2 separate regions of the Homo sapiens genome follow, and region 1 is linked to region 2. Evidence: chromatin loops called from intact Hi-C (ENCODE). Cell type or tissue: tibial artery. All regions are shown on one strand. Each heading gives the region's core, and the rest is flanking DNA. Links, peaks and the distances in the headings are about the cores only.

Region 1 (5,376 bases), core at 300-5,299, 87 kb before region 2:
AGATATTCATAATTGACATTTAACAAGCATTACGACATGTCTGCTGAATAAAGAAATGACAATTTCATGGGAAATGTTCTGGGCAGGAAATCTGGAATCCTGAGCTCCAATCACATGGTCCTAGTGATGGTACAGTTTCTGCCTCACTCACATTCACTTTAAGGAAAAGCTGCCCAGACCACAAACCCTGCTGGGGCCACGCTTTAAACCACCTGGCCCCTCCAGCCTCTAGACTTGAGCAGATAGGGCCAGCACCGGAGTCAAGGGTCACCATTTAATATATTAGCTGCTGTCCTCTGACCAATGGTGTATACTATGGTGTGAATGTGTTCCCCAAGGTTCATGTGCTGGAAACTTAATCCCCAAGGCAACAGTGTTGAGAGGAGGGACCTTCAGGAGGTGATTAGGTCATGGGGACTCTGCCATCATAAATAAATTAATGACGATATTGAGGGAGTGGGTTCCTGATAAAAGGATGCATTCAACCCCATTTCTTCTTCTCTCTCTCTTTCTCTCTCCCCTTCTCTCTGTCCCTCTCATGCTGTCTTGCTCTCTTGCCCTTCACCTGCTGCCATGGAATACACAGCAAGAAGGCCCTTGCCAGGTGTGCACCCCTAAACCTTAGACTTACCAGGCTTTAGAGCTGTAAGAAATATATTTCTATACCTTATAAATTACCTAGTTTCAGATATTCTGATATAGCAGCACAAAATGAACTAAGACAACCTAGCACAACAATCTAAGATGGGCTGATTCGAGGCTTTATTGAACCAAGGAAGAGAAAGACATTGTTGTCCCAGGCATGGCGCCTCACACACAAAACCCCAGAACTTCGAGAGGTCAAGGTGGGAGGATCAGTTAAGCCCAGGAGCTCAAGACCAGCCTGGACAACAGTGAGACTTTGTCTCTACGAAAGGAAAAAAAATTTTTTTTAATTAGCCAAGCATGGTGGTGCATGCCTGTATTCTCAGCTACTTTGGAGGCTGAGGTGGGAGGATCATTTGAGCCTGGGAGGCAGAGGTGGCAGTGAGCCAAGATCGTGCCATGCCACTGCACTACAGCCTGGGTGATAGAGTGAGACCCTGTCTCAGGAAAAAAAAAAAAGGAAAGAAATTGTCAGGTGGCAGAAGGAGTTGAAGTAGAGAAGTCAGAGACAGCCAGGTATGGTGGCTCATGCCTGTAATTCCAACCGGTTGGGAGGCTGAGGCAAGTGGATCACTTGAGTCCAGGAATTCATGACCAGCCTAAGCAACATGGCAAAGCCCTGTCTCTACAAAAAATATAAAAATTAGGCTGGGTACGGTGGCTCATGCCTGTAATCCCAGCACTTTGGGAGGTTGAGACAGGAGGATCACCTAAGGTCAGGAGTTCGAGACCAGCCTGGCAAACATGGTGAAACCCTGTCTCTACTAAAAATACAAAAATTAGCCAGTCGTGGTGGTACACACCTGTAATCTCAGCTACTCAGGAGGCTGAGGCAGGAGAATCACTTGAACCTGGGAGGCGGAGGTTGCGGTGAGCTGAGATCGTGCCATTGCACTCCAGCCTGGGAAACAAGAGTGAAACTCCATCTCAAAAAAAAAAAAAAAAAAAATTAGCCAGGCATAGTGACACATGCCTGTAGTCCCAGCTACTTGGGAGGCTGAGGCAGGAAGATTGTTTGAGCCCAGGATGCAGAGGTTGCAGTGAGTGATGATCGTGGCACTGTACTCCAGCCTGGGTGACAGAGCAAGACCCTGTCAAAAAAAAAAAGTCATAGACAAGTAGGTCTTGGCCAGGAAAGCCATGTGCAGGCCCAGAGAAGTAGGATCAGAGACCAAGAGAAGGCAGAAGCCTGACTGTAGGTAGAGGGGGAAGGAGCAATCCTATCCAGTGATGAGGAGTGGTGAGAAGATAGAGAATAAATAGACCAGTGAGTCCTAGACCTCTATCCTTCATCCTGCCTTTCAGTTCCAGTCTTTACAAGAAACTCCTTTGTACTTGAGCTAAATTGGGTGGGCTTCTGCAGCCCAATGAGCCTGACTCTACTGTGTTATCTTGGCAAGTCCCTGCCCCTCTCTGAGCCTCGGTCTGACTAGATTGTCTCTAAAGTCCTCTCCAGGTCAGTGTTCTTTCTGAACACTGTGTAGAGGGGATGGTTTTTAGGTTGTTGGCACCTGAGTTCAGTATTAGTTACAGAGTGCCCCTGACATCCTGGCTCCCAAAATAGCGTGGTGGCTGGTTAAAGAGCCTGTTAGAGGATCCAACACCCACCTGGCTTTGAACCTGAGACCCGCTGATACAATTCGACTCCTCCTTCGATTGTATCTTTTGTTGGATCACAAAGGAACTGAGGAACCAGGGCTGGTGTTTCTCCAGTGTCTTTTGGCTCCTGAATGCCCTACGTACCCCCTTAATACTTTTCTGGACCCACTTCAGCATTTCAGAGGATTTCAGTGCCAAATCTGCTCTAAAAAAAAGTGCCACTCCAGGAAGAATTTGAACAAAAAAAGTTTCCTTCTTTGGTATTAAGATTTCCTGCCTTCCAGCTGTTTGGCTCTGAGCCTGTGCCCTGCCTTCATCCTCCTAAGCTAACAACTATGTTGATAATAATACTCCCTTGCTTTTGTATGGTGTTTTGCACTTTTCAGAGCATTTTAACACTTATCATCTTACTTGATGAAAAAAACTCAGGCAGGATGGACAAGAAGGAGAGGCAGAGGATAATACCTGGATAATATCTATCACTTCTCCCATTCCCTCTACCCCCTTAGGACAATTTATTTTCAAATAATGTAAAATAAATTATTCCTATGCCTTTTTTAAAAACAGGTGGAATTTTTTTTTTTTTTTGAGATAGAGTCTCTCTCTGTCACCCAGGCTGGAGTGCAGTGGTGCAATCTCAGCTCACTGCAACCTCTGCCTCCCAGGTTCAAGTGATTTTCCTGCCTCAACAACCTGAATAGCTGGGATCACAGGTGTGCACCACCATGCCCAGCTAATTTTTTAAAAATTATTTTTAGTAGAAATGGGGTTTCACCATGTTGGCCAGGCTGGTCTCGAACTCCTGACCTCAGGTGATCTGCCCGCCTCAGCCTCCCAGAGTGCTGGGATTACAGGTGTGAGCCACCGTGCCGGCCTAATATAAGGTGGAAATATTGAGATTGAACTTGATTAAGTGACTTGCCCAAGGTCACAAAGCAGGTTGATGGCTCAGTAGGATCTATAAGGCTTACAATCAAGGATCACACTTGGCCGGGTGCGGTGGCTCATGCCTGTAATCCCAGCACTTTGGGAGGCCAAGGCAGGCGGATCACGAGGTCAGGAGATCGAGACCATCCTGGCTAACACGGTGAAACCCCGTCTTCACTAAAAATACAAAAAATTAGCCAGGCATGGTGGCGGGCGCCCGTAGTCCCAGCTACTTGGGAGGCTGAGGCAGGAGAATGGCGTGAACCCAGGAGGCGGAGCTTGCAGTGAGCTGAGATCACACCACTGCACTCCAGCCTGGGTGACAGAGCGAGATTACATCTCAAAAAATAATAAATAAATAAATAATTAATTAAAAAAAAAGGATCACACTTAATGTTTATAGTCATTTTCTCAAGACCTGCCCAACCCTATTTTGCACACTGCTAGCCAAGGCAAGGGACCTTGAAGAAAAGTCGTGTTCTTGACATGTATGCCCCTTTGGTGCCTGCAGGGATCATTCATAATCTTAACCTGTACCCTCTACAGAGACTTAGCTGTCCCACAGTGGCTTGCGAAGCACCAGGAGGTCACAGAAGTAAGCTAGGTTGGATGTAATGTTTTCAATACTGTTCCTTGGGTAATGGCAAGAATAAATTCTGTTGGAAAACACTGTTTTCTTGTTTTTCTTATGGAACACTTGGCAGAAGACAGAAAAGGTTGAGAACCATCAGTCTATCCCTCCCTCAGTATCTCTAAAAAAAAGGAAGCAGGGCCAGGTGCGGTGGCTTATGCCTGTAATCCCAGCACTTTGGGAGGCCAAGGCGGGTGGATCACTTGAGGTCAGGAGTTCAAGACTGTCCTGGCCCACATGGTGAAACCCCGTCTCTACTAAAAATACAAAAATTAGCTTGGTGTAGTGGCGCACGCCTGTAATCCCAGCTACCTGGGAGGCTGAGGCAGGAAAATCGCTTGAACCTGGTAGGTGGAGGTTGCGGTGAGCTGAGATTGCACCACTGTGCTCCATCCTGGGTGACAGAGTGAGACTCCATCTCAAACAAACAAACAAAAAAAGGAAGGTAATAGTCTCTTTCTCTCCTCCCTCCCTAAACTCTACTCTGCAGCAAGGACATCCTTCCCCGGCCCCTCTGTTTTGGGCCTCCTTGCCAACTGTGCTCATTGCTGCATTCCCACCTGGTCATTCCAGAGCCCATCCCTCTCAGCCACAACATGGAGTCAAGTTATCTTGGGAGGCAAGCAGTAAGCTCTCCATAACACAGTTCTAATAGCTGGGGACAGGTGAGGAAGCAGAAGGGAGTAGCAGCTTTCCCTGTGCTTGCTCCAGAGTCGGCGCTCACCCCTTGCCCAGTGCCTCAGCTGAAAGCTTAGCGGGCAGCTCTTATGGTACCACCCAGCACAACAACTGTAGATGCACAGCTGGGAAGTTAGTAATTGCAGTTAGCTCATCTGATGGCCAGAGGAACGCTGTGTCAGTCTGGGTGAAGACAAGAAAACAAGTGATTGGAATTTCAAACAGAGGGAATTGGTGTCAGAGAACTGGTTAGAAATCTGTTAGAAAGCCTGAAGGAGCAAAGCTGGTAAAGTTGGGTAGACTAGAGATTAATAGATGCAAGAAGTTCTAACACTCCAAGACCTGGAGAATCAAAAGGGAAAGTGTCGCTAGACCCCAAAGTGCACTTGTTGCTAACACTACTGAAGCACTGCTTTTGCAATTATGCTAACAGAACTGCCAGAGGTCACTGGGGCCTGCAGCTACCCAACTGCTGCCCCTCCATACCACCAACACTGCTGGAGCCTGGCAAGGAACCCACTACCACCACTGCTGGAAAGGCTGAAGGTCTCCAAGCCCATAACTACCAGCTGCTGCCAGAGCCTCCAGCAGAAGCAGAGAGAACAATGGCTTCACCTCTCCTCCCACCATCCCCTCCCCAGGCACACAATTTCCCACCTGTACTTCCCATTGACCAAATATGACAGGAAGCCAGCTGGCAAGAAGTGTCTGGGGAATGTAGTTTTCAGGGTCCAGAGTGGGAAAGATAGAGTGGAGCTCAAAGCAAATAGGCAAATGACTAGTGCAAATACTATTGAACCTTTCAGCTAATGTGGGTACCTTAAAGGCCATATGTATTGGACATTAGTTGAAACATTCAATAGTATTTGCACTCGTCATCTGCTTTATTTCTCCAT
Region 2 (5,376 bases), core at 282-5,281:
AAAAAAAAGGTAATTATGATTTTAGGATTTATTCTCTGCTCATTTTACTTATCCATATAACAAAAATGTATTGAGTGCTTGTTCTATGCCAGACACTGTGCTAGGCAGGAGGGTTCAAAGATAATGGCTGCTCAGTCACTGGCTCAAGGCCTCGACTGTATCATGATGCCTAAGGGACCTTCTTTGGCTAATGCTTGTGCCTCTGCAGTGGTGAAAACTTTACCTGCCAAAGGCTTTATCCCTTTACAGAATGAACTTAGAGGGAGTCTGCCAAGGGCAGGCTCTGATTGGCTGATCATCCTAAGAAGCTCATGGCTGTTGTGCCCTGACAGCAGGGCACACCATACATGATTTGACAGCTGCCATGCTAACACAAGCCCTCATTTTCCTGAAATGATTTAGAAATACCTTGGAAATCCTCTCGGGAAAATTGGGTTGATACAGTACAGTGATGAGTTGGCAGCATGCATTTCTTTTTAGTCAGCGAGAATTTCATCTGTGCTCCTCTCTGCCAACCCAGACGTGCTCAGCTTGGAGCTGATAAGGCTTGTGAGGATGGTGAAGTTGGTCCTTCCCAGCATTTCCTGGCTGTTGTTTCACCATCCTGCTGCTTCAGGGTGGCCTTGTGCTGTGTCACACCTCCCTGGACCCGTAGTGATGGCTATTTCAAGTTGAGTGCAAATATCCTTCGTAGGACAGAATACATATGTATTAAAGCAGAGTTGGAAAGAATGCATATTTTGGTAAAATTAATCCTGTGTTTTCTGTCATAAATTGAAAACTTATTTCTGGAGGTTGGGAATAGGCTGAGTTGAAAATTGTGGTACAAGAATGGAAGAAATGTTTTCTGTTAGCCTAGCCCACTGCATGTACTTTTAGAACACTCTGTCGTCTTTCTTTTTGGCCCTCCTCCAGTTTATAGTAATTTCTCCGTAGTAATCCCTTGAATCTCATCTGTCGTTCCCAGAACACATCCCCTTCCCTTGTAACTTTGGATGCATAGTTGTAATTTTCAGTAACCTATGCAGTCAGAATTAAGAACATCAGAATAGCAACATCGGTTGAAGTTTATGATTCATTGAGAGTTCCATAGTCTTCTTATTGAGGTGATTAATTCAAAGTGAGGAGAGATAGTGATGGAATTCAAGTCAGGGATTGGGTGTACAGGTGTAGTTTAAAAGGCTCCACCCACGCCCACACCCCCGCCACCCCCCATCACTACCACCACCAGATGAGCCCAGATAGGCTCACTGCTCTAGGTAACCTGTAAAAGTCACAAACAGTACTAAAGGTTTGAGATTTGAAAGAATAATTGACCCTTTTGGCAGCTTGTGTCTTTACCGTCTCAAAAGAGTACATTTCATAGGACTACAACCATTGTGTGTGAGAGACAGAATCTGCCAAGTCATACACATTGGGCAGAAATTTCTTAAATCTGAGATTGCTATTTTTAGAAAGTTAGAGTTCTTGCTTTCTTAAATTCTATTAATTAGGGGTAGACTTAGTTAAGAGTCTGTGTCTTAACAGTGCCCAGTGAGTTAGCAGTGTTTGCTCTCCTTTGGGAAGCCATACTGTGGTCCAGAGCAGCCATCTGGCCAGTGTGGGCAGGAATTGCTCTGCAGCTTGAATGGGGTGAGAGCCAGCGTGCACTAGGGCCCGCCTTGGAGATGCACCCCTGTGCTTTATTTTTCTCTCAGTGTCTTACATGCCTAAGAAAGAGCACATGACCCTGAACTAAATAAATTCATACTGACCCTTTCCATTTAATGTTCCCCTCCAAATTCACCTGCCCCAGACTTGACTTTGGCTATTTCTGAAGTAAACGGTCATGGTTGCTTTTGATTTTTTCTGTAGTGTATGTGCCTTATCACTAAAGGGGCTGTGAAAAGTTGCAGCATTTGGGGCACAGAGATTTATGTTTGGGACCCATGCAAATATTTGTACTGTGAGCCTAAAAATATTTTTGGTTTTTCTTTCGTTTTGGAGAGTAACTTCAGCAATGCTGTAAACCCAGAGGACTCTGTAGGTTATTACTAGTACTGAGATGACCTTAGGCATTCATGGAGAGGGTTTGCTCCCAGCACATTGCTCGTTATTAACCTCTCGGTAATCCTGTGGGCTCTGAGCCTGAACTCACGCAGCATTCTCATAACTCTTCCTTTCAGACCACACCTGTGACAATGCAGGTTGGAGAAGGTCAGCAGGTGCAGATTGTCCAGGCTCAGCCACAGGGTCAAGCCCAACAGGCCCAGAGTGGCACTGGACAGACCATGCAGGTGATGCAGCAGATCATCACTAACACAGGAGAGATCCAGCAGATCCCGGTGAGTCCTGCCCTGAGGTCTGTCTTTACAACTTTATAGAAGGAAATACTTAAAGATATATATACCTTGATATATATATGTATATCTCTATATATACCTTGATATGTATATCTATAGCTATATATATACCTTGATATATATATCTATAGCTATATATATACCTTGATATATATATGTATGTCTCTATATATACCTTGATATGTATATCTATAGCTATATATATACCTTGATATATATATCTGTAGCTATATATATACCTTGATATATATATAGAGATATATATCACACGCATGCATAATCCTTTTTTTCTTTTTAGGAGACAGGTCTTGCTGTGTCACTCAGACTGATGAAGTGCAGTGGCTTGATCTCAGCTCACTGCAGCTTCCGCCTCCCAGGTTCAAGCGATTCTCCTGCCTCAGCCTCCCGAGTAGCTGGGATTATAGGCACGTGCCACTATGCCCGGCTGATTTTTGTATTTTTAGTAGAGATGGGGTTTCACAGTGTTGGCCAGGCTGGTCTCTAACTCCTAACCTCAGGTGATCCGCCCGCCTCGGCCTCCCAAAGTGCTGGGATTACAGGCATGAGCCATCACGCCCAGCCCTCAGTACTTATTTATATATATGCGTGTGTGTGTTTGTTTTGTTTTTAACCTATATGCCCAGTGTTCCTGACCACAACTTGCTTCACTGTGTTTGTTCCCTGCTTTCCTTTAATCTAGGTTCAGGTTCACCACGATTGGGCGGCTTCTCTCGATTTCCCCTCATTCTACCTATGCAGGGAAATCATTGTAACCACTACCCATGCCAAGGCCCAAAGGCCCTGTGAGGCAGTCCTGTATTTGATTAGCAGAGGATAAGAGGGAGGCGTATAGGGAAGGCCATAAATACACTTGTTGCATATTCATGAGTCAGTTCCCAGTGGAGCCTGCAGCAAAGTGTATTTTTGGCTTTCATATAACTTATCTATTCCTTTACTGTGGACTGCTGCTTCCTGTGTGCCTTGAGGGATTTCATTTCTTAGATTTGTTGGCTTTTTTATTTGTACTCCTTTTGTAAAATGTGTCCTTGTCTTAACACTTGCAGTCTTTACATTGGTCATTTTGACCCCCCAAAACTGGAAAGTGAGTGAAACAGAGCAGTCCTTCTATTCCCTGCCCTTTGCCATTTTTGTCATAAATGAAACGTAGGCAGGTATAGAAACTCACGTAGACTTGGTTAACCACTTCCTCTGTGAAAATAACTCTAAAAGTATCCTGAGATCAGTTTAGGAATTGTTCTTCATCTGAAGTTAACATAGTAATAGGCCAAGAGAAAGCTTAGGAAAGTGGAGTGTGTATGTCTCTTTCTCTACCTCTCTCACGTGTGCTTACGATACCCAGGATTGCAGATGACTGAGCTCTGCCTTGCTTCATTGTTTCAGTCCTCAACCCCAAGATTTCTGTTGAATGGTTCTCATTTTTGCAAGCGAAGGCACCACCACAGGTTCATTTAAGACAGAGAAGAGTTCCACCTTGCAGATACTTTAACTCTCTGGGGCACAGAGCTTTAGCCCAGAAGATTTGTTGCAGAATTCACTACTTCATCTTCACTGGCTCAGGCACCTTCTGTAGGAGTCTTCATTTCCAGACTCTTTAGGCAGCTCATTGGAATGTTCCTAATAGTGATGAGCTTCAGGAAGGAAACTTTATTTCCCTTTCAAAAACCCAGAGCTTATTTTCTCTGTAATTAATGTAAAAAAGCTATGAGGGTCCCCAGACCTGTCCTGCTGTAGAGGAATGAGGGACGGATCATCACCAAATGTCTTAACCTAGGCCAAAAAGGAAAGCTTCTTGCTTTGTTGAAGAGCTGCTTGGAACCATTTGGCTCACAGCTTTTCAGTCACATTTGGGTTTCTGCAAAGAGCTCTTCCCAGCTAGAAAATTTTAACATCCCTGTAGCTGTCAGTATACCTTCTCCCACTCCTGGGACAAGGCTTTAGTTTTTCATCTTGTGATCCCTGGCTGGAGTTCTGGGGACTCCTGGAACTAGCCACCATCAGTCTCTGTAGATGAGGTTTTCCAAACTTCTGCCCAGCTGCCTTCCTCCCCACAAGCAACTTAACATTGTTGCCAGGAAGCTGCATTATAGGATTTAGGTGGGGAATTCAGGCTTGGCACCACAGCCTCCCAGCAGCTTCTCTTGGCATATTCTCAGGAAAGAAATGACTGCAGGTCCTAATACTCTTGCCCTGTCTCCTTTGAACCAGATTTTTAATGGGTTTAGATTGGGTGTCCCTCCATCTTGCCTCAAGTGGGCAATTCTGGAATGGTCTACCGTGAACTTGAGAGGTCGTTTTTTCTCGGTAGTTCAAATTCTGTGAGGCTGGAAGTCTCAGAGAAGCATTTTGATTGAACACTGCGTGCAGGAATGCAGCTTCATCCCATTAGCATTTTCCTCATGGAAGAGTCCTGCAGTGAAGTTAGCTCTTGAAGGCCAGAGGGAAATTTGCTCCAGAGCAGAGGCAATACTTGCCTGTTAGCCACAAGAAGCTTCCCCTTGCAACAAAGGCAGGCTGGGCAGCCAGGGCAGGTGGTTTCTGGACCCCGCAGATAGAGACCTAGTCTATCCATGCTCCCAGAACCCCTTTCATTTCCTCTAAATTGAGGGTGTGAATGTCTGCAGTCCTCCTCTGCTGACCATCATCTTTGCTGAGCTACAGTTCTCTGATGTGGTAACCGCCTTGGTCCTCTTTTCATCCCCAGCTCAAAACACTAATACTTTCATGGTACACTGGAGCATTAAGAGCCTGAGTTAAGGCTTTTAGCACACAATTAAATGCAGCATGTGGTATTATTGTATTATCTGAGATTTAATCGTAAGCATGAGAGACTCTAAGGGCGCTTTCGTAGCTTTGGTTTCCCATGATGGGGTTTTCTATGAAAGGTTTATTGATTCTGCTTCCCCTTGGGAGGTGTTTGGCCAGAAGCTAGTGCTGAACACCAAAGATCCTAAAAGCCCCACAGACCCCCATCCAGCCTGGCTCTTGGGGACAGAGATGGTTAAGCAGTCCAGCT

Evidence for each region. A loop is a pair of places that touch in the nucleus more often than their neighbours do. Peaks named below come from ENCODE experiments on the same cell type or tissue, not always from the same donor. Only the 100,000 strongest peaks of a DNase experiment are listed, where the experiment ranks them.
Region 1: it touches region 2 in a loop (4-fold over the local background); 1 of 110 quality-filtered maps calls a loop at or near these places.

Annotation. Positions count from the first base shown.
Region 1 is chr1:40,674,185-40,679,560 of GRCh38, forward strand. It overlaps a transcript of RIMS3 not described here. Among named protein-coding and RNA genes, the nearest start is that of RIMS3, 11 kb to the left of the region's middle. In tibial artery, for the core only: no CTCF peak of the experiment used is centred there; no DNase peak of the experiment used is centred there.
Region 2 is chr1:40,760,723-40,766,098 of GRCh38, forward strand. NFYC (nuclear transcription factor Y subunit gamma) reads left to right here. Exons shown (of 10, transcript NM_014223.5): 7 at 2,166-2,324. Among named protein-coding and RNA genes, the nearest start is that of MIR30C1, 6.1 kb to the left of the region's middle. RefSeq lists enhancers at 3,542-3,591, 3,692-3,791. In tibial artery, for the core only: no CTCF peak of the experiment used is centred there; a DNase peak (open chromatin) is centred at 3,129.